3 separate regions of the Mus musculus genome follow, and all the other regions are linked to region 3. A link is a loop called in an ENCODE intact Hi-C map of the cell type or tissue named here. Cell type or tissue: heart. All regions are shown on one strand. Each heading gives the region's core, and the rest is flanking DNA. Links, peaks and the distances in the headings are about the cores only.

Evidence for each region. A loop is a pair of places that touch in the nucleus more often than their neighbours do. Peaks named below come from ENCODE experiments on the same cell type or tissue, not always from the same donor. Only the 100,000 strongest peaks of a DNase experiment are listed, where the experiment ranks them.
Region 1: a loop joins it to region 3, with 2.4 times the contacts of the local background. A loop is called at or near these places in 1 of 42 quality-filtered maps.
Region 2: it touches region 3 in a loop (1.9-fold over the local background); 1 of 42 quality-filtered maps calls a loop at or near these places.

Annotation. Positions count from the first base shown.
Region 1 is chr3:121,950,964-121,958,326 of GRCm38, forward strand. It overlaps a transcript of Arhgap29 not described here. Among named protein-coding and RNA genes, the nearest start is that of Arhgap29, 13 kb to the right of the region's middle. In heart, for the core only: a CTCF peak has its summit at 3,153; DNase peaks (open chromatin) are centred at 2,258 and 2,858; H3K4me3 peaks cover 2,473 bases; H3K27ac peaks cover 1,573 bases.
Region 2 is chr3:121,971,960-121,979,322 of GRCm38, forward strand. It overlaps Arhgap29 (Rho GTPase activating protein 29), which reads left to right. Exons shown (of 23, transcript NM_001356524.1): 2 at 1,920-2,156. The coding sequence starts at 1,952. Among named protein-coding and RNA genes, the nearest start is that of Arhgap29, 7.8 kb to the left of the region's middle. In heart, for the core only: no CTCF peak of the experiment used is centred there; no DNase peak of the experiment used is centred there.
Region 3 is chr3:121,812,396-121,819,758 of GRCm38, forward strand. Abcd3 (ATP-binding cassette, sub-family D (ALD), member 3) reads right to left here and starts at 2,907. Exons shown (of 23, transcript NM_008991.3): 1 at 2,614-2,907. The coding sequence starts at 2,723. In heart, for the core only: a CTCF peak has its summit at 3,071; a DNase peak (open chromatin) is centred at 2,996; H3K4me3 peaks cover 2,511 bases; H3K27ac peaks cover 1,879 bases.

The sequences.
Region 1 (7,363 bases), core at 1,419-5,418, 140 kb after region 3:
GAGTTATCCATATATACGCTGAAATTATAAATAGCAATCTGAGGGTCAATCTGATTTTTGTCTGTTTGTTTGCTTGCTTGCTTGTTTATTCCTGGCCTTCAAAGCCACGATCATGCATCACTTTAACCAGCAAACATTTATGTATTTTTACAGTATGAGTCAGGGCATCTTCTGGGACATTTTGGAGAATGTAATGCAGATATTGACCTTTACTGTTTAAGATGCTTTTTAAAACACAGTCACCTTTACAAGACACCAGATTTCTTATGGTCACTTTTTTGTCAGTTAATAATTGGACTTTATGGCCAGGCTGTGGTGGCACATGCCTTTAATCCCAGCACTTGGGAGGCGTAGGCAGGTGGAGTTCAAGGCCAGCCTGGTCTACAGAGTGAGTTACAGGACAACTAGAGCTACACAGAGAAACTCTGTCTGAAAGAAAAACAAGAAAAGCAAAGAGACAAATATATCTATTATGTATTTAGAAAGAAGATTAAAGAGGAACATGAAATTGAGTTTATCGAAGTGCCCTTTTGTGCTCATTATTATCAACATGTCAGGGTCACTATTCTGGAGGCCGTGGGACCTGGGAGAATGGGGTGGATAAATGAGCTGGACTAAAATCTCAGGCAATAGCTAACTTTATCTAGCGCATCAGACAGTTTATACTCTGAGGGTTAAGATGGAGACGCAGAGTAAAGCATACAATCACAAGGGCAAGCCGCATGTGGTAGACAAGACACACGTGGAAAAACATGTTTTCTTTCATAGAGGCATATAAACAATAAACAATAAACAATAGCCAGTTGCGATGAGTAATCTGAAGTGAACTCACTTCTATTCCATGCACTTAGGAGGAGAAAGAAGGCCTAATTCAAGAACAGTTCTGTTCTTTTTCATTGGTTGGTTTGGTTTTTGAAGATGGTGCTTCTCTATGTATCCCTGGTTGTCCTGGAATTCTCTACGTAGACCAGGCTGGCTTTGAACTCACAGAGATCTGCCTGCCTCTCCCTCCTGAGTGCTGGGATTAAAGGAGTGTACTACCAACACAGGATTCAACTCTTGTGTTTTTATAGAAACTGAGGTCATAAGACTCTCATCTTGGTTTCTTGGGAATTTTCTCAAAAGCATTCAATTCACCTTATATGACTCCATTCTTGGAGACTGTGTTCCTACAGACAGGAATTAGAGTCAACCGTACGATAAACCTCTGCGTGTACCTGTGGGACGTTATCTTGATTATGCTGACCGAAGTGGGGCAGCTTGCCCACTGTGGGTGGCCCTATTCCCTGGGCAAGGCATCACGGACTGTCTAAGAGTGGGGAAAGTGAGTTGAGGAGCCGCATCCATTCTCTGTTCCCCTCTTCTGACTGTGACTGTAAGTGACAAGCTGTTTCAAGTTCCTGCTGCTTTGCATTTTCTGAATTGTGAGCTAAATAAAGTAAACTTTCCTTAAGTTGCTTTGATCAGGGTATTTGATCACAGCAACAGGAAAAGCAGAGAAGACACGTTCTGTAAGTTTACCTGTTTGTCAATATCCAGGGAGAACTATGTCTCAGCATCAACAGCAGGAAAGACATTCTTGGTACAGGTAAGTGTAAGTTAAATGAGCAACAGTCTCTAACATTTCCCTCCCATATTTGATATATAACCTAACATCTAGCAACATGCTTTCTTGTTGCGTATCCCCACCAACCACGTTAATGGTCCTATTATCTGGAGCATTTGATGGTAAGAAGTATGTTGTATGATTAGAGGGATGGGTAGTTAATTAATACTTATCTAACACATCTATGTAGCCAGATACTGTGCATAATAGCTGATGTAATTAAGTAATTTCGTTTTCAGAAAATGACAGCTGAAGAAAGAAGAGTAGGAAAGTTTCAAAGTGAGAAAGGATGGAGGAGCAAGAAAGCCAATCAAACAAGCTCAAGACTAAAACCCTGACCGGAAAGTATTCACAGTACCCTCCTGAAAAATGGCAATTAAATCAGGACTGAGGAGTGGATCCCATATGGAGCTAAGAAAGAGTGCCAATTCCCTTGGTGGGTCCGATTGGCAACCAGTACCCTGGGACTTTGGGACCTTGGTCAGGTCAAGGCCCCTCTAAGAGGAATTGAGCACGCCTTGCCCCACCCGCACCTGTTATGGACCCGCCCCTTCAGCGGTGACCCCGCCTCCTAGGGCGCAGGCCAATGGGCTGGGCTCCAGAGGGCGGGCGGAGGAGGGCGTGAAGCGTGAGGCGTGGGGTGCGAGGCAGGGGGCGGGGCGTCGCGTCCGCGGCTGGCGCGGTCGTGGCGGTAGCTGCAGGGGCGGTGGCGGCGGCGGATCCTCGACCGGCGTCCTCAGGCCAGTCGTGGGGGATGGGGGCGGCGAGTTCCAGCCGGCTGACGGGGTGGCGGCCGTGAGCGTTAAGCGTCCGGGACGCGGGATGGAGCCCCACGGTGAGTTGAGGGGTGGCGGTTCGGGCTCCCGCCGTGCCTCGGGGCTGGCAGGCGCTTTGGGGGGTCGGGGGTCCGGGAGGCGCGGGGCGGTGGCGGTTGCGGGCAGGGCCCGGTACTCCGGACTTGAAATTCCCTCCACCCGTGAGAGTCAGGAGGCGACGAAGGGCTCTGAGGCGCGGGGAGGGACGTTGCGGACCCCGGTGCCCGTGCGGGGATCGGCGCCGTCGGTCCGTCCGGCAGCGGCTCGCGGGACTGACCGTCCTCCTCCAAGGTCTCGGCAGCGGGCGACCTGAAGCCCGGGGCCCTTTCCCAGCCACCTCTCCCGCCTGCCTGAGGCACTTGGGCTCCGAGAGCTTCCCCATCGCTTTTTCTTCCTCCGGTCTTCACGTCTGGGTTTCCTGCCGGGATGGCGTTAGGAAGTTTGGTGGGCGTTCTCACAAACTCCACTGTGACAGATGCAGAGGCTGGGGTACCGTGAGGAACTTTTCCGGCCCCGTCCTCACTTTTTCCTCTGGCATTTCTTGACCTGTTTGGCAGACACCCCCCTTCCCTCTGTTGCCCTGCCCCCCTTCCCAGGCGTTTCTGTCACTTTTCCTCCTTGCATTCCTTGGGCTCTGGTCGCCCTTTTTCCAGCTGTGGCCCTAGGGTAAACCGTGCGCTTTGCAGACTAGGAATTGATAAACTGAGAGATTACAGTTACCACCAGGGGAGCCTGTCCCTGAAAGTTTTATTGCTGAAAATGCCGCAGGACTTTGTCTTTGATGGAAACTGTTTCCACAAAACCAAGTTGCTCCAGGCTCCTGGTCTTGGAGCCTTTTTTTTGACAGTACCCCGAGTTTATCTCACTTTTTTTTTTTTTAAACCACTCTACGTCTGTGGCGATCAAGGATTGGGTTTCACACAGTGTTCTTTGGGGTCTTTAACATGTTCTGACACATAACATGTATCTTGAGGGGAGGGGAAATGTTATGCATTTTTCGAAAGTTCAAAGACCACAGTGGAGTTGGATCTGTTTACCTGTTTCTTTTCTCATTTGGGAATTCATGTTGCCGTCTCATTGAATTTGGGCAAAGGGTTACCTCTCTATGAAAAAGAGAATTCAGATTTAGATATGAAGGAATAGTTAAAAGGAATAAAACCCAACACAAGATTTAGGTCATTTTCTTCCGTGATTTCTTTAGGCAGTTTGCCAGAAGTGCCTACTTAGAAATGCTTCAAGTACTGTGCAAGTAAGGAGCCCTGACACTTAAGCCTCAATACCCATACAGAGCTTGTAGCTCTGGTCTCATGATTGGAGAAGCTTGAGAGTGAATGCCAGTAAGCTAGGCCCAGATAGAAAAGGTTTCAATCCCCAAATTAGCAGAAAGTGGAACTTCTGCTGAGAAGAAAACACTGGCACATATATATTGGCTGTTTAGTTCCATTTCTCTTAAAATAGAGCACAGATACCAGCATCTCTCCATTGTAAAGGCTGCTTTTACACAGAAAGCTTTGTGGAAGGGTTTTTTTTTTTTTTAAATCTTGTGACACTGAGAAAATACTCAGCATTCACTGAGAAAATTCAACGACATTCCATCATGCTAGATAGAGCCCTGTAGAACTTTTTCATTTATTGAGTAACAATAGACAATATGAAATAGAGCCCAAGGCATAAAGTTATGGATGCATTGAAAGAAAGAAGTATGTTGAATGTCCTATGGGAAAGTAGAGGGATGGTTAATTTTAGTGGAAAGAATGAACAGATTTCTTAGAAGAAGTATTTTCTGTGAGTTTGAAGACCCGGAGATTTGAGTTTTCAGTACATACAAAGTATTAGGACCCTTCTGGGCAGAATTGAAGGTTATCTCCACTACATACCAGGATGCCGCCGATCCAGTTCTGCTTTGGAGCATTCAGCGCTGTTTCCTTTGCTTGAGTAGGTTGTTGGTTTGTTTTTTCAATTTCCCACTCACCTCCTGTGTGATCACGAGTCACAAATATTTGTGGATAAAGAAACAAGGCCAGTCAGCAGATCATTCTGTTATAATAAAGATTTCAGTGGAGTATTAAGATTTTATTGTTTCTGTTTATTACTGGGATGATAAGGAAATGAGCCTGTTCCGAGTAGACATCGGGTGCAGCTACCTCCTTAGGTAATAAATAACCTTTCTCTTAAGACATGTCAGTGTGTCTTCTTGAGAAAGTTTTTAAATACCAGCCTCCCTTTTTGAGAGATAACGGACACTTAACATACTTTTGGGATGTTTATTTTATGTATATGTATGTGCCTGAGTGTGTGTTTGTGCACCACATGTGTGTGTGTGCAGGAGTCTGTGAAGGTTAAACAAGGTAACATATCGCCTGGAAGTGGAGTTACAGATGTGTGTGAGCCGCCATCTGGGACGCTGGGAACCAAACCCTGGTCCTCTTCAAGGGCAGTAAGTGCTCTTAACTGTTGAACCATCTCTTCAGCCCACTTAAAAGTACTAGGAAAAGGGTAAGCAGAGTTCCAGGAACTTTCAGACACACCATTATATAGGTTTGTTTACAGTTCACCTCTCAGGTTTTTGCTTAATGTGCTTGGTCCTGTGCATACCAGCTGGCTTCCAAAGGGAAACTGGGAAGCAGAGAATGAAAGGAAATATCAGAGTCAGACTGGTAGGGAGACTCATGAGATCCCCAAAATACCTGGTATAAACCAAAACAAAATAATTTTTAATATGGAAAATTTTCAAGCATGTATGAAAATAGACCAAATAATATAAAAAATTCCTCCATACCCAGCCTTAGCCTCCCAGTATATTGATTTATGACCATCCTTTCCTCCCAGTACCAGCGGTAGAACCTAGGACCTCAGGCATACTGGGCATGCTTTACTACTGAGCACTTCTAAGGTATATCTTTGATTTTGCTGAATTGCTAAATTGCTGAATTTATTATCCTGCAACTGAACTATCTAGGATTGTAGGCATGTATCACAAAGCCTGACCAGTCTTCTATTTTTTACCCCTCTTCATTCAATCCTTCATATTATTTGGACATAAACCATAGACATCATGTTATTTTATCCATAAATATTTAGCATATACTTTCAAAAAGAAAGATTATTAAATATAACGTCAACATTTTTCATAATTCAGTTTAGTGTTTAGTCAAATTATAGGTCATTTTTTAATAGCTTGAATCAAGGTACAGATAAGGTTTATATACTGTAATTGATACATACACTGATATGCATATATAATTAATTGACATATAATTTACATAAAATGGAATTTATGTTTCATATGTCAAAACTTTGAGTTTTGACAAATGATTTGTGCCCATGCTTCCATCATTCTAAAATGTATTTATGGTTATGCTAATCCTCAAGTTCTCAGGCAACCAGTTACACTGCTTTTTGCCACTAAATTCCAGCTTTCGTATCTCCAAAGTTTCATATAAATGTAATTACGTTAATATAACTAAATAGTTTTTCTGTATTTTTGACCCGGCTTTTTTGATTTGGTATGCTGCTTTAATTGTTTTTAGCTTCCTTTTTATGTGTGTGAGTGCCTTACCCGAGTATGTGCTTGTGTAGCACGGGCAGGCCTGGTGCCTGTAAAGGCCAGAAGAGGGTGCCAGAGTCCCTGGAACTGGAGGGATGATAGTTGAAAGCTGCCGTGTGGGGTCTGTGAACCCAACCCCAGAGCCTTACAAGAGCAGCAAGTGCTCTGAACCAAGGCCCTGTCTCCCAGGCCCTAGCATAATGCTTTTAAGATTCATTGAAGAGTTCTTGCTATGTCTCGGACACTTTTGTTAAGTGTAGGATTGCCCTTTAAGACTGTGGCACACTCTTTTGACTTGTCTATTGAGGGATATTGGCTGTTTGCAGTTTCTGAATACTTTGAAAATCCTTGTGAACAAGATTTGGGATGAATGCATGTTTTCATTTCTTTTGGATCTATAAATGGGAAAATTTAACTAAGAAGCTGCCAGATTGTTTCCTCTGATTTGTGTACCGTGTATAGCAGTACTATATTGCAGTTACTGCTGATCTACATGCTGAATAGCATGCAATATTTTGGTTTAGCTGAAATTTGAATTTCTTGTGGTTAGTATCTCGGTCTAGTTTTTTGGTTATCGGTCACTACTCCAAGTGTGTATTCCCACTGGGTGTCACCTTCTATAAAGTATTCCTTCATTAGTTATTGTGAGCTTACTTATTTTGTAAGAGTTCTTGATATAATTTAGATAAAACTCTTTGTTACTCCTCCCTCCCCCCATTTTAGCTTGTACTTTCTATTTTAAAAAGATCTTAGAAGAATATAAGTTAATTTTCATCCAGTTTGCCAAGGTGTTCTTTTCTGGTTCTTGCTTTTTGAGTATGTCTGAGAAATCATTGCCTGGGGTTTTTCCTATAGTTTCAAAAAGCATTTTGGAATTTTGGGGCACAGATGGTGAATATTTTAGGCTTGACAGCTATACTGACTCAACTGCTTAACACTGTTCCCGTGAAAAGAAATTTTATAAATAATACATAAACATGGTTGTAATCCTAAGAATAATCTTCAAAAAATAGACATCTGCTTCTTTTCTCCTAAATTTGAGGAAGTAGTGTTTTAGATTCTATGTTTATTTTGTTTTTTTTTTCTATGTAGGTTGCTATACTGTGGTTTAAGGTTGATACTCTTTTCATTGCATATGGGTATCAAGTACTTATCGAAAGAGCAGCTTTCCTTCTGTGAAAGCTCAGTTACTCCATATGTTTGGTTTTACTTTTGGAGTCTGTCCTGTTGGTATATATATCACTAGGCCAGAAATCACACTGTCTTGATTCTTGTACTTGAACAGTAGTAAATCTTGAGGTAAAACTGTCCTAAGTTCCCCAATTTCTTCTTAAAATTGTTTTGGTTTTTTCATATATTTAGCATTTTAATATAAAGTTTAAGCTCAGGCTGAGT
Region 2 (7,363 bases), core at 1,387-5,386, 160 kb after region 3:
TATTAGTTATAGTACATAATTCATGCTGTGGGTTGCAGAAAAGAAAGAAAGAAGGAAAAAAGAAAGGTCTGGAAATGAAAAAGGTATGTGTGGGGAAGTGAGTCATGTCTCGCTGTAGAGGCAGGTGTAGGAACACCACTATCATTTTGAACTTCACCGACCTTCACATTTACCTCAGTCCTTTTGAAAAGTACTGAGCAAAGAAGGAGTACTAGGATATACACGTTAGAGGTTCATGACACATAAATGGAAGTAGCTAAATCCTTAAGAAATTAATATTAATAGAAGCTTAAGAAAAGTAATGGTTGTTCATTAGATGGTAGCAGTAAAAGTAAGAATAGATATATTAGAGAATTGCTATTGGGAACAAAAATCTATTATGCCATGCGTGGTATGAGTAAACAATGTCTCTTACATATAACAAAGATATTATTACAAGAAGCTTCCTATTATTGATTTCATGGACATCCTTGGTTGTTCTATCATTATGAAATTATCCAAATACTCATAGCATATTTGGGAAAGGTTTAATGATGTTTGAGCTAATTCTCCACCACCCTGAACCCCTTCTTTTGTTTTTTCCAGTCAGGGTTTCTCTCTGTAACTCTGGCTGTTTTGGATCTCACTCTGTAAACCAAGCTGACCTCGAACTTAGAGATCACCTGCCTCTGCCCCAGAGTGCTGGGATTAAAGGCATGTGCCACCATTGTCCTGCTATTGTTTGTTTGCTTGCTTGCTTGTTTTTTAATGAAACAAGGTCTTTCTACATAGTCCAGGCTATCCTGGAACTTGATATGTGGTCCAGGCTGGCCTTGAACCCTTGAGACCTTCCTGACTCTGTCTGGGATGTGATAGGATATGCCTGGCCCTACTTTGTTGTTTCTTTTCTGATTTCAAGAGGCACAACCAAAATAAGGACTTTCAATTTTAGAATAGTTAAATAAAGATAAAAAGACAAAAATTTGAGTTCTAGTACATTGGAATTAGATGTCTTAACAGAAGACCCTTTTTATTTTGTGATCTCTTTTAATCTTCAGATGAGCCTGTAAATTAGTTGAATCGATTGCACATTTGGAAAATATTAGAGCTGAGATTAAAATACAAGTTTTTCTTATGTCAAGTATTGCCCTTTTACTATATCATCCTGAAATTACTCTTTTAGTCAGATTATTTATTTATCCAGTTGAGGTATGTGAGATTACTAGACATTCTTAGAACTTCTTTCAACAAAGAAATATTCTTGACAAGTTTGGATAAGCTAGATACATATGCATGTATATGCATTCTCTGAAAATTACTCTAATTGAACTAATGTGCTGAATGGACACTTCTGTATCATTGCCACATCTGACTCTGACGGTAATCTCTGGTGTAGGTGTTGTCAGTATGTTTTCCTTGAATGAGCATATCACAGTGAAGAGATGAATTAACAGCTTGTGAGGTCACACAGTAAGTGGTAGGAGAAGATTTTCTCTCAATCTATCTCACCTTTAGTTTTGAAGACAATTCTGCAAAGGGAAAACATGACTGTCTACTAAGTGATGCTTTAGAACTGTCCTTACAATAAAAAAAGGAAAGTTCTCTATTGTAAGAATTAAAGTAGTTATGAGCACAAATGTTAGCACTAAGGTTTATCTATGTTTGAACTTGATAACAGTAGGGAATCTATAGGCATTTTAGCCCGGAAAGCTCAGGCTCTTTGCATTGTGAAATGAAAAGAATGGTAGGAGCTTGCATCCCAGGGTTTGCTTATCATGGAGTTGTCAGACACTCGGTGGCAGCTGCTGTCATTGGGCTCAGTGTTTCCTTCTCTAGAACTAGAACGCTGAGGTGGGCTGGGGGCTGTTTGTGAAACCTAGTATGATATCTCTTGGCTGATATGCTATTTTCCCCTCTCTTTTGTTTCTTGTCCCCTTAAGGATTTCAGTTTTTCTGACTGTTAAATGAGAGGATGATTGCTCACAAACAGAAAAAGGCAAAGAAAAAGCGTGTTTGGGCATCAGGCCAACCTTCTGCTGCTATTACAACTTCTGAAATGGGGCTCAAGTCCGTAAGTTCCAGCTCCAGTTTTGATCCGGAGTACATCAAGGAGCTGGTGAATGATGTCAGGAAGTTCTCCCATATGTTGCTATATTTGAAAGAAGCTATTCTTTCAGGTTTGTCAACTTTTCTCAGTATTCTTACTCGTAGTTTGTAAAACTTAAGCGCCTGCCTAATAATGCATCAATGTGTGTCCCATGACAAGAGCAGGCCATTCTTCACTACTTAGTTTATGACTTTTTCCCAAAATTAACGTTAAATGCTTACAATGTAAATGTTTTTCTAACCAGATAACAGTACAATACATAATAAAAGCCTTGTTAAGTGCGAGAGAACAAGCGCACAAACGAAAAACTAGTTTTGGATTTTGAGCAGAGTTGAGTGTATTTTACATTGGCTTACTTGAGAACACTGAAATCTAAACACTCCTGGTACTGATCTGTGAGAAGCAGACTTTGTAATTTACCCTGCTGGCACTTCAGTCTAAAATATATTTTTCATATTCTTGCCAAAATTTAATCCAAAATGTACATCTCTGACTTGACTGGAGAACCTGTCTTTCAGCTATTAGTGCCACTTTCCTATCCACATTTGATGTCAATGACAGGGAGTGCTTCAGAGACCTCTTCCTCTTTAGTAATAAACACCAGCTCACTGTGTCATTGCTAGACATAAGGAATGAAGATCTCTGGTGTTTATATGAGGCCTCTTGGGCCTTTATAGACATTTATCAGATTCCAACAAATATATTTGAGCATATAACTAAGATGTTTGTTTCCCAAAACCATATCTTATGTTTATACTAATTTTCTCAAACCTAACTATAATTTTCAAGTTGAAATTCCCAAAATAATTGGACTGAAATGGAAGGTTCAAAATTTTAGTAAAGTTTTTATCATATATTGTTCTTTTGAGATTGTATACATGTTAAAGAAGTTACTCACAGTCCTGTTTATTTTAATAGCTCCATCTTGAAGTCTAGCTATGGATGATTGGATGGCAGCTAGCTAGAAAGATACCCTAAACACATTATTATACTCATAACACATCTCAACAAAACAACAAACCTGCCATTTATTCAAAGATGTATGGCTTCATAATAAAGCCTTGCTTTTTTACTTTTAAGTTGTTGTTTTTGTTCTTTTTGATGTATAGTCCATTATACTGGTTGATTTTTTTTAAAAGGCTATTAAAATAATATTTTAGGTAATAAAGTATTTACCTCACTTTATAGTAGAGTATAATTTAATGTTTCCATTTAAGTTTTAGTTAATATAAATAAGAATTGTATTAGAATTTCTATTGTTATTTTTGGGGAGAATTTTATATTCTTTCAAATCCACATCTTATATAGTTATCCTTTGTTTTACAAATTTAAAATGATATTTTAAAACAAGTTGTATCATCTTTTATCTTTAAAAAAATGTATGAGTTTCAATATATATGTAGACAATCCAGAGCCTAAGAAGATTCTCACTGGTCCTCAGTGGGAAAAGAGAAAGGTGGTTATAACATACAGTAGGAGACTACTCTTTGACATAGAAGGTTCATGTAGCCCAGCAGGAGTGGCACACTCTTTTCGTTCCAGCACTCAGGCAGAGGTAAGCAGATCTCTGCGTTCAAGGCCAGCCTGGACTACAGAGTGAGTTGCAGAACAGCTAGGGCTACACAGAGAAACCCTGTCACAATAATAATAATAATAACAATAACAACAACAACAACAATAATAATACCTAAAAAACAAAACGAACAAAAATGTATGAGAATTAGAGTTGGATGCTCAGAATCTATATAGAATAGAAGCCAAGCAAGCTCAGAGGCCCCCAATAATTCCTTCCAGTAAAGACAGGATATTAGGGACAAGCTGGCAGGCTGGACTAACCGCAACTGGTAAGCTATGTTCACTAAGATACTGTCAAAGTGGAAAGAACTCAAAGAAGATACCCGAGTTCAACTTGAGGCCTCCACACACAGCATACATGTGCATGTATACACCCAGAGAGAGAGAGAGAGAGAGAGAGATTGAAGCTGAACATAGTTCAGTGTATTTATCTTCAAGTTTTGTGATGAATTTTTACAGAGTATTCCCTCTTTCCCCAAGACTGATTTTTTTTGTGAGTTTTATGACAAATTCTGCATTGAAGTTTCCTAGTAGAACTATGAAACCAATTTTAGTAGTTGAAGAACTAGTGATTATCAAAGACCTCTATTTCTAACAGGAAATACAGTTTTATTCATGTGTTCTCTTTCCTCCCCCTCCCCTTACACACACACAGACACACACACACTGATGCAGGTGTTCTAGCTGACTCAATTTAGGAATAAATGAACTCCTTAAAGAGAGAGATTTGAGGCCTGAATCCTTACTGGCCTCAGGCAAGTGATAGTTTGGTGTCTTCTTCCAGAGCTCATCACCAAGGTGAGGTTCCCCTGCACTCTTACACAAGCAGCAGGTGTGAAATGTTAAGTGTGAGATTCCTATCTACTATCATTAAGGTGCATTACTAATAATTATAGGAAGAAATTATGCATATTACATTAAGGGGCTAAAGATACTCACTTTAATTTCTATGTTTAATTGTGGATTAGAATATATGTAATGTAAGGCCAACTCAGGTTTATGGTTGCCCCCCCCCCAGGAATACTATTATGCTTTCCAAATAACAGATTCACAAATGTTCTCCTAGTTTATGAAGTATTTTTTAAAATAAAAGACTAATTTTGTTTGTGTAAGTTGTTTTGCTTGTGTAACGCATGTATCAAGTGCGCACAGAGGCCAGAGAGGGGTATAGGATGCTCCTAGATCTGGAGTAACAGTTTTGATGGAGGTGCTGGGAACCAAGCCCAAGTGTTCTTAACTGCCAAGCCATCTCCAGTGTTTCATGAAGGAATTTTAAAGTATGCTTTTGTAACATACCTCTGGAATCCGAGAATTTAAAACCTTTTAGTTACATAGAAGGAACACACACAGCACAATATTCCTAGTTTTTCTGCTACTTCATGTTTGAAAGTATAAAATGATATTATAAAGTATATTTGGAAGAGCAGATTGTGAGTTGTGAATATTCTTGTAACTTTTATTTATATAACACAATTTTAAATGGATTTTAATCAGAGCTTACAATTACTTTGTTCTTCTAGTTGTTTTTGGTTTTGTTTTGTCAGGTTGTGCTGTTTTGTTTGAGAGTCTTCCTATGAAGCTCAGATCGGCCTTGAACCAGTGTCTCCTCTCGGCCTTTAGTACTGGAGATGACAAGGAGCCATCCCCCTTTCACTTGCTCTCCTCTCCTCTACCCTTACCTTTTTTGCTTTTTATTTTAAATAGACAAAGATGAAAGATGCAAGTTTATTATATAAATCACATATTGTAAACTATCATTATTCTGTAACTCCTTTAACCTCATGACAGTTTATTATAGAGATTCAGAACCTAGACTTGGGTCTGTAATCTCAGGACTTGAGGGGCTGAGGCAGGAGGATGGCTAATTCAAGGTTATTATGTAATAAGAGCTAGCACACACACAGCAGCCCTCATTCCACTTCTTGCTGGTTGTCTGTAATCCTGAACCAAGGAGGTGCTAGCACATCCATCAGTGGATTTTGTTTATTAAATGAGTTCTTACATATAAAACTCTCATTAGTGCTTTAAGTCAGCTGTTACTAGTTTTACAGTTACCAGGTAGCTAGCTAGTTAAAAAAAAAAAGCTGCTGTACTCAAGGTCCACAGTTGTCCTGTAAATTCAGAAGTCATCACAGCGAAAGTAGAGGTTTGCTGCTTATAAGTTCTGCGCTTTTTCCTTTGTTGTTTTGAGCAAGCTGAATTAACAAAACCATTTTTTTTTTAAATTGGTCAGTTTTTCTTTTTTTAATCAAGGAAAACACCATGATTTTTTTTTCATGTATTCACTCAAGCGTTTCCATGAAGTGTTTGCAGTATAAACACTGTGGTATTGTGTTAATGGCTGAGAAACAAAAAGTAGAGCGGGCTAATCTGTTTTCACTTGATAAGATGAATGTAGCAGAAAATGAACGGGTGAAACTAAGTGGGTAAACAATACAGTAAAGTGCAGGGTGCCACATTGACAGGGAAACACCCAAACACTGGGTGGGATACTGTTTTGCTGTTGTAGAAATCTAGTTAAATTTCTTTATATTTCCATCTGCAATACCTTTGTAGTATAAATCAAAGGCAGGCATTGTGTGGTGGCTGTGTTTAAAATTGTTTTGTACTTAGGTGTAGTACAGAATGATAATAAATGTAACTTGACAAATACAGAAATGTTTTAATACAATGTACTCTTATTTGATTTCCAAGTTATATACTAATATTGATTTTATGATAGAGTGAAATTTAAATTTCACTTTTTTATTAATCAAGATATTGTGGGGCAAGGCTATAAGTATTTCTTTTACTAAATCTCTGTTAAGTGTATCTCTTTTCAGATACATTTTGTGTGAATCTTATAGATTTCCTTGTAAGGCTCTCATTTGTAAGCATTAAGACAAAGGCAGTTTCATGTTTATTAGTTGCTATTCACAGCAGCCTTATGAGGAAAGGAAAGGAGATACTCTTATCGATTCACAATCCCAGCCTTTCATTTAAAAACGTGGCAGCCTGGGTTGGTTTTCCTAGTCCAAGCCTGTAGGTTTGTTTCTACCACATGAAGTCTCAGCCTCTTGCTTTTACTAACTGTGCCACTGTTCTTTTGTTTGTTTTAGCTTAGTTTGGTTCTTTGAAGGGGAGATAACGTGGTGTAGCTTAAAGGAACCATTTAAACTCCTGGAAGTTTTGAAAAGTTGCCAGTTGCGTGGTAGGATAGGGGAGCTTTTCTTCATAAAATTAACTGGAGGTCGCTTTACTATAAGGGAAAGAACGTTTGGTGTAAGTGAAACTTGTTTTCTTTGAACAATTCCAGTACAGATAGTTGAAGGCCTGCTAATTTGTGAAGTTCCTGGATAAATTAATTACTAGACTATGCTAATGTCCTGTTATGAACCTTTGTGATTAGTCTTCCCTTTAGATTTTTTGTTGATTTATAGACTTTCAGGAGTGTATATTAAATCATGGGGAACTGGAAGTAGTTAGAGTACAATTTGAGGTTTGAATGAAATGTATTTTTAGTAACTCAGTTACTACTTTCTACTGAAGTTGGTTGGGAACAACCTCAGCATATGTAAAGGCTTCTTGTGTAAGAGTAAAGGACGTTCAAGTTGGTAAGCCCTGTATGCTGACAGTTACTGCATGTTCTACAGTATTTAAACAAAACAAAGCAAAACAAAAAAACTCTCTAAAAGGGAATACACTGCAGGTAATTCTATAAGA
Region 3 (7,363 bases), core at 1,368-5,367:
CACATTTCAATAAATGTAAGTTTTACCTATAAAAAGGAGTGGGGATCAAACAGATGGATGAAACAATATGGGTAAAGTGAATAGGGGATTATAATTCTATTATATATATGTGTGTGTGTATGTATATATATACATACACATATACGTAAAATATTCCATAATAAAAGTGTGTGTGTTATTTAATAGGGTAATAAAAATTACACTAATAGCATTTTAAAGTAACAGAATTTTATCCACTTTAGTATTTAGAATAATGCTGCAACATAACTTCTGAAGTACTTTTACAAGTTCTGTTAGCTCTCCAATTCCAAGAGATTATGTACTGGGAAGACAAACTTACTATTCACAAGATGAACAAAAATAAAGACGAGCAACCACTTATTCCTTAGTTAAGTACCAGACATTAAAATTAATTAGCTCTGTTACCAAATGCACCCAAGGGCCAGTAAAATAGAAGGTTAAAATTAATTAGCTCTGTTACCAAATGGACCCAAAGGCCAGTAAAACAGAACTTCCAGACTGTGAAACCAAAGATAGGGACTGAAAGATAAGAAAGTACAAAGTATCTAATACATATATATGTGTGTATATATGTGTGTGTGTATGTGTATATATATATATATATATATGTATATATATATTCATGTTCTAATATTATTAGATATATGCCTATATAACCTGTAGTTATATAGTAGTGACTTATGTAAGCTCAATCATTTTTATCTCAATAATGTATGCTTTGAATTTATCTGCTCATAATCTGCATCCTCACCCCTCAAAATGTTTAATGCCTAAAGCAAAGATTTTGCTACTCATCCGACAATGAAAGATCAGCAACTCTATTTTGTTCAGTAAACTACCTGTTGCATAATTCTATCTTCAGAAAGTTCACAAAGTTTCTCAAAAAGATTTTTTGAATGGCAGATGAACAGCTTCAATTATTTAGGAAGATAAACTGTGTTATACCATGTCACCTCTATTGCTATTATTTCCCAGTAGAGCTGTTGGCTTGGACTGTGACTGGAGAGGGACATAGGGGTTTTCTGGGTGCTGATAACAGTCTGCTGTTTGATCTGGGCACTGATTACACAGGTGTCTTTTACCTGCAAACCTGACATTTATGCTGCATATTGTTTTCTGTATGTATACAGTGTCCCAGTAAAGAGAACTGCTTTTTCTTCTTTTTTTTTTTTTTCGAGACAGGGTTTCTCTGTGTAGCCCTGGCTGTCCTGGAACTCACTCTGTAGACCAGGCTGGCCTCGAACTCAGAAATCCGCCTGCCTCTGCCTCCCGAGTGCTGGGATTAAAGGCGTGCGCCACCATGCCCGGCTTGAGAACTGCTTTTAAATCAGTCAGAGTTGTTAGCAGTCAAGTTCCCTCACTACTAAAATACCTACTCTAGGCGCTGAAACGCTTCCCTACAAAGACTAATTCAAGTAATTAAATGTAAAGCATTTACTATGTTCTATCGGCACATTCCAAGTAACTGATAACTTCTAATCCCAAATGAGAGTTCAGAAAGGGCACGATCTAATAGAAAAATATTTCAAATTAATCGTCCCCCTCCAAGAACCCTTAAAAAGGACGAATAGTATGTGAAGGAGAGGCATATCATTATTTTGTAAAGCTGATTTAGGAAGAGAAGGGCCAATGCTGCAGCCAATGAGCAAGTCAAAGTAGATAAGACAGAAAATACTTCATGAAAGGATACATGGAGCTCTCTGCTAGTATTTTAGGCCAAATTCTAATAATAAGATAGTCCGAGCAAACCAAAAGCAGGAGACAATAAATAGTACCTACCCAGAGGGTTGATGAAATAAAATGCATGAAAGCATTATTCTAAGATTGGACACTAAATATCCAAACACTAGTAAGAATGCTTAGTTAGGAAGTAACCTTTTCTTTGTCGCTCGCTGAAATCAAATGGGCGACAAGAAGTTAAAATTGTGCCTGTAATCCCACCCCCAGAACTCAATTCTCCCTTCTTTCCTAATCTCCCAAAAGTTCAAAGTAAACTTTAACATTCTCTCCAGGCAGGTAGCTGTATGGTGTAATTAACAAGTGATCTTCACCTAAAACACACTTTCACCTTTCACCTATAAAGTCGACGGAGGAAACTTTGTCCTCCACACACCGCTGAGCCAATTCAACCTTTCCAAATGAGGGCATTCACTGACCAATTCCGGAAAAAGAGGGCACCGCTTTAGAAGAAAATCGTGCCCACTGGACCCAGAAAACCCCAGGAACGCCCCTGGCTACTATCCACCGCCACTACTCCGGAGTCGAGCTGGCGAGTAAAATGCCCATCCCGAACGAACGCAAACCTTAGCGTTCAGTGGCGATGAGATGGCAAAACCAGAATGCACCCATAAAGTTGACATGCACGGGGAGATGGTGAGGGGGCGCGGGGGCGCAGGGACGCGGCGTGTCCTCCTCCCTCCCGTGGTGTTGAGATTGCGCGGCGGCCGCCAGGCTGAGGGCCGCAGGGCTCCGGGACCGCTGGCCCGGTTCCGCGGGCACCCGCGCAGCTCGGGACCTGGGAGAGAAGGGCAAGGCGCGCGCCCGGAGCTCCCCGCTCGGGCCCGGGGAAGGCGGCGCGGCCGCGAGCCTCACCCGTGCAGGCCGAGGGCGCGACGCCGCTTATGGAGTAGGCAGAGCAGCAGGAACGCGGCCCCCGCCAGCGAGGTGTTCCGTGCCGTCAAGTACTTGCTGAAGGCCGCCATGGCACCGGCAGGGCGAGCGAGCCGCGGGATAGGGGACGCGCCGGCGACAACCTCAGTGCAGGAACCGCGGGGGAAACTGGGAGGATAGCTCGGCGCCGAGAGAGGGCGGGGCCGGCCGCGCGGGAACGCCCCCTGGCGCGCGCCGCCGCGCCGAGCCCACCGTGGACTTTGGCTTCCCGGGCGCGCGCGCGGGCGCGGGGCGATCGAAAGGGTCGTTCCCCGGGGGGACGCTCTGCGCACGCGCGGACCCCCGCGGACTCGGCCGGAAACGCGGCGGGCAGACAACGCTAGTCCTCCGCGCCGGTCTCCAGCAGCCCACGCTTCGGCCTTGCGATCTCTGCTTGCACACACCCTAGCTTTCTTTCACAAGAACTGGAAGAGCGGGCCGGGCCTGCGCCACGGACTCCGTGGGCCCTGCCCCTCCGCCACCCCCTGGATGGGTCGGTACCACCCTCTTAAAGAAGCCGGGGGAGGAGGGGAACGGCCCCATCACTAAAAAGGTCAATATTTGCAACTTAAGGAGTGAAGGGAGACCTGGAAAAGAAAGACTACAATCAGATAATCTTATTTCAAGTCGCCGTGGATTAGGTCTCTAGTTCTGTAAAATCGGTTTGGGAGGACGGGTCCACCACTCTGTTAATTTTTTTATAAAAATAATGTAGTGGGAAAAAGCTCAGAGTGCGTGACAAAAAGGAGTTTTAAGAAACAATTACTCTTTTTTGGTAGATATGTACAAGGATGGCGATAAAAAAATGTATTTCTTTATGTTAGGTCTGGTCAAAGAAAGTTTGAGAAACTCTGTTCTTTGCAAAGGGACATTCAGAAATAACAATCGTGCGTTGTATTAATGCTGGCCTTACTCCCAGAAGCAGACGAACTTTACAGATTACAGCATTCTTCTCCTGTCCCACCCCTATCATGCAGAAAGTGTTATCCCTAGCGTTTAGTCTAGCGCATGCACAATAACTTAATGAATGGCTGTTTTCAGTTTAAGAAACTGTCGAGAAGCAAGTGTCAGAAAGGAAGCTTCTAAAACCTCACAAAATATATAAATGTTGCCTACGCATAAAAGGAACCAATGAAACAGTGATGCCTAGGTGTTTTCTCTGTGTGAATGGTTAAATGGTTATGAGAATGGCAAAGACCACACACCGTGGTGTGTGCTGTGTGCAGGTGCTCAACAATCGTCAAAAGTCTAAGTTACGCAGAAGTAGAGCCTGTACCAAATCCTCCATATGCCGTTTGTGTGTTTTCCCATTACCCTGGGAATCACTTAGGTAATTAGGTATGCCTGGCACAGAGAATACAAGTATGAACAATCAATCCCTTATTCTCCAGAGGCTGGTGCAGAAGAAAAACATGAAGAAAAATATGGATGAGTTTAAGTGTCAGCTTAGAGAAGTGAACTAAGTGCTATGAGAATACCAATAAGAGAATTTAGAATTTTCCTAGAACTTTTCCTTAACACTTGACAAATAGGATGACGTCAAAGCTACACCCTAAGGCCAAAGGAGTCTGCTAGCAGGTGGGAGGACTTGGGTAGGCATTGTTTCACTAGTGAGTTGCAGCGCAGTATAAAAGCATTGGAAACTTGGGGGAGAAGAGTTTGTAATAATGAAAGGAGAGTTCCTAAAACTGATTGAAAACATCATCTGTAGGATAATAGATTTCGGGCTGGAGAGATGGCTCAGCAGTTAAAAGCACTGACTGCTCTTCCAGAGGTCCTGAGTTCAATTCCCAGCAACTCCGTGGTGGCTCACAACCATCTGTAATGGGATCTGATGCCCTCTTCAGGTTTCTGAAGACAGCTACAGTGCACTCATATACATAAAATAAATAAATCTTAAAAAGGAAAAGAAAAGAAAGAGAAAGGAAGGAAGGAAGAAAAGAGAGAAAGAAAGAGAGAGAGAGAAAAGGAAAGAAAGAAAGAAAATAGATTTCAAAGCATTCAGGAAAAAAAAGGCAAGAATAATTCACTGACAAAATATTCTACAAAATACCCTTACTCAAGAAGCATAGAAGAGTCTAAGGGGCAGGAAGAGGAAGGAAGGAAGGAAGGAAGGAAGGAAGGAAGGAAGGAAGGGAGGAAGGAAGGAAGGAAGGGAGATTATACAAGCTACAATGTTTTCTAGTTGTTGATATGCCCATCTGATAAAAAACACTGAGGGTCAGTCTAACAAAGTTAGCTTTAGCACAGAGGGACAGCACAGAGGGACAGCATACAGAAGGACTGCAGCCCCCATCACCAAGAAAGGATGAGGAAATGTGTGCACATAGAGAAGAAGTATAAAGTCTAAATGCAGTAGTGCTTGAGAGGTTCAGAGCAAACTAGATCCACTGCCGATATTAAACCTGAGTTGAAAAGTAGACGCCAGGTTCCATTTCTCTGGAAACATAAATTGAAATCAGTGCAGAGAATTGTGTCTATAAACCCCTGGTCTCTAAATTGAAGCCTGTCTTAGTTTGGCTTTCTATTGCTGTGATGAAACACCATGACCAAAAAGCAAATTGGGGAAGAAAGAGTTTGTTTGACTTATACTTCCACATCAACTGTTCATCACTGAAGGAAGCCAGGGCAGGAACTCAGAGAAGGAACCTGGAGGCAGGTGCTAATGCAGAGGCCATGGAGGTTGAGTGTTGTCTACTGGCTTGCTCAGCCTGCTTTCTTGTAGAACCCACCAGCCCAGAAGTGACCCCACCCACAATGGGCTGGGCCTTCCCCTGTCAATCACTAATTAAGAAAATGTCCTACAGGCCTACACTTATGGATCTTGTGGAGGCGGTTTGTTAATTGAGATTCCCTCTCAGATGACTCTAGTGTGTGTCAAACTGACATAAAACCATCCAGCACGAAGCCACTTCTCTAAGTCAAATCCAGGTTGTTCAAATCCTCCAAACAAGAAGGGGATCCTGTCTCAGTGACACAATCTCAGAGCAACCAAGTGTAGGATTTTAGAAGGGAAGAAAGTTCTTCAGCTCTATGTCATTTGATATGCAATGTTTAGATTCACATTTCATCATACCAAATAAATATAAGACAGAGAAAGTAGGATTTTATTAAGCAGTCTCCAGGCTATCTGACATTTAAAGAATTTGAGCTACTGAGAACAGGGGAGATAGGGGACACATGGAGTTGGAGATTGAAGAAAGAATCAGGGAAAAAAATGTGGCAGCCAACTCTCATGATTGTTCTCCTGAGCTTTGCCTCCTGGTCTCCCAGTCTTCGTCTCTCTCCTTTACTTCAGAGCTAGTACAAAGAGTAATCTGATAGTATGTGACTCTTGACTGAGCTCCTGATATTAGGACTCTGGCCTTGATCTCCTGGACTGCTTTCTCGAGAGAAAGCCAGCTGTCATGGAGAATGCTCTGGAAGTCCCAGAGAATCGGACACCGGCCTGGCCAGTCACTTGAGAAACAGACCTCTCTCTGGTGACACCTTCTGAAAACTACAATCTCATGAGTGACCCCACCATAGAACTCAACTGCGATGCTCCGGAACTCCTGACTCACAGATGCTGCGGAAATAATGCACGTTTGCTGTGTTCAGACACTAAATTTAGAGTGTGATCTCTTTGCAGCTGATTGATTCAGGTCAACCCTATTAAAAAGCAAAAACTGGGACATATGAGATTTGGAGGAAATAGTGGGAAACAAAGCAGATTGAGGAAGATGGCTAAGGCTGAGGTTAGGGGAGAGTGGAATGAGAGAGAATGTTGAAATGCTTAGTATTGTGGTGGTTTGTATATACTTGGCCAGGGAGGGGCACTATTAGGAGGCGTGGCCTTGTTGGAGGAAGTGTGTCACATTGGGGGTGCACTTTGAGAACCTCCTCCAAGCCACGGGGGTGGGGAGGGGGAGACAATCTTCTATTTGCCTTTGGGACAAGATGTGGAACTTCCAGCTCCTCTAGCACCTTGCCCGCCTGGACACTGCTATGTTTCCCACTGGGACGATAGTGGACTGAACCTCTGAACCTGGAAGTCAGCCCCAATTAAATGCTGTCCTTTATAGGAGTTGGTCGTGGTGTCTCTTCACAGCAATGGAAACCCTAACTAAGGAAAGTGTCAACATGTGGAAGGCATAAAGCGCCAAGTTAACAGAGTGTGATTTATTCTGCGTGCACGGATAAGCGTTAACTGCATGCATAAGTTTGGGGGAAGATTAGTACATCAGCTTTAGGGTAGAACATGCTTCAAGAGCAGGAAGAATAGACTGGAGGAGGAACTATAAAGCTGAGAGACCAGTTTACACACTACGTGAAATATCTAGGCAAAAGGTAGTGAGAACCGATTCAAGGCAGCACGGAGCAAATACCAAGAGTGGATTTCATCTGTATAGGGGGGAGGTGATACTGTTAATTAATAGGGAGAAAACTTTTTAACAGGCTGTGCCATCTCCTGGCTGTCTGAGAGGACAGTAATATTTACCCAAAGTCTATGACACAGAAGTGATGCACACTTGTTATGGGGGATAATGAGATGCAAATGAGCAAGCCCCTTACTGTTTTCTCATCACCAAGATACACTCCAGGATCCTCACGTCCATGTGAAGCTGGGCTGTGCCAGAAGCCTTGGCTACCTTTCCAAACCTCCCACCCCAGGAACTGAGGGAACACGCCAGTCACTTCCTCCCTGGAGGTT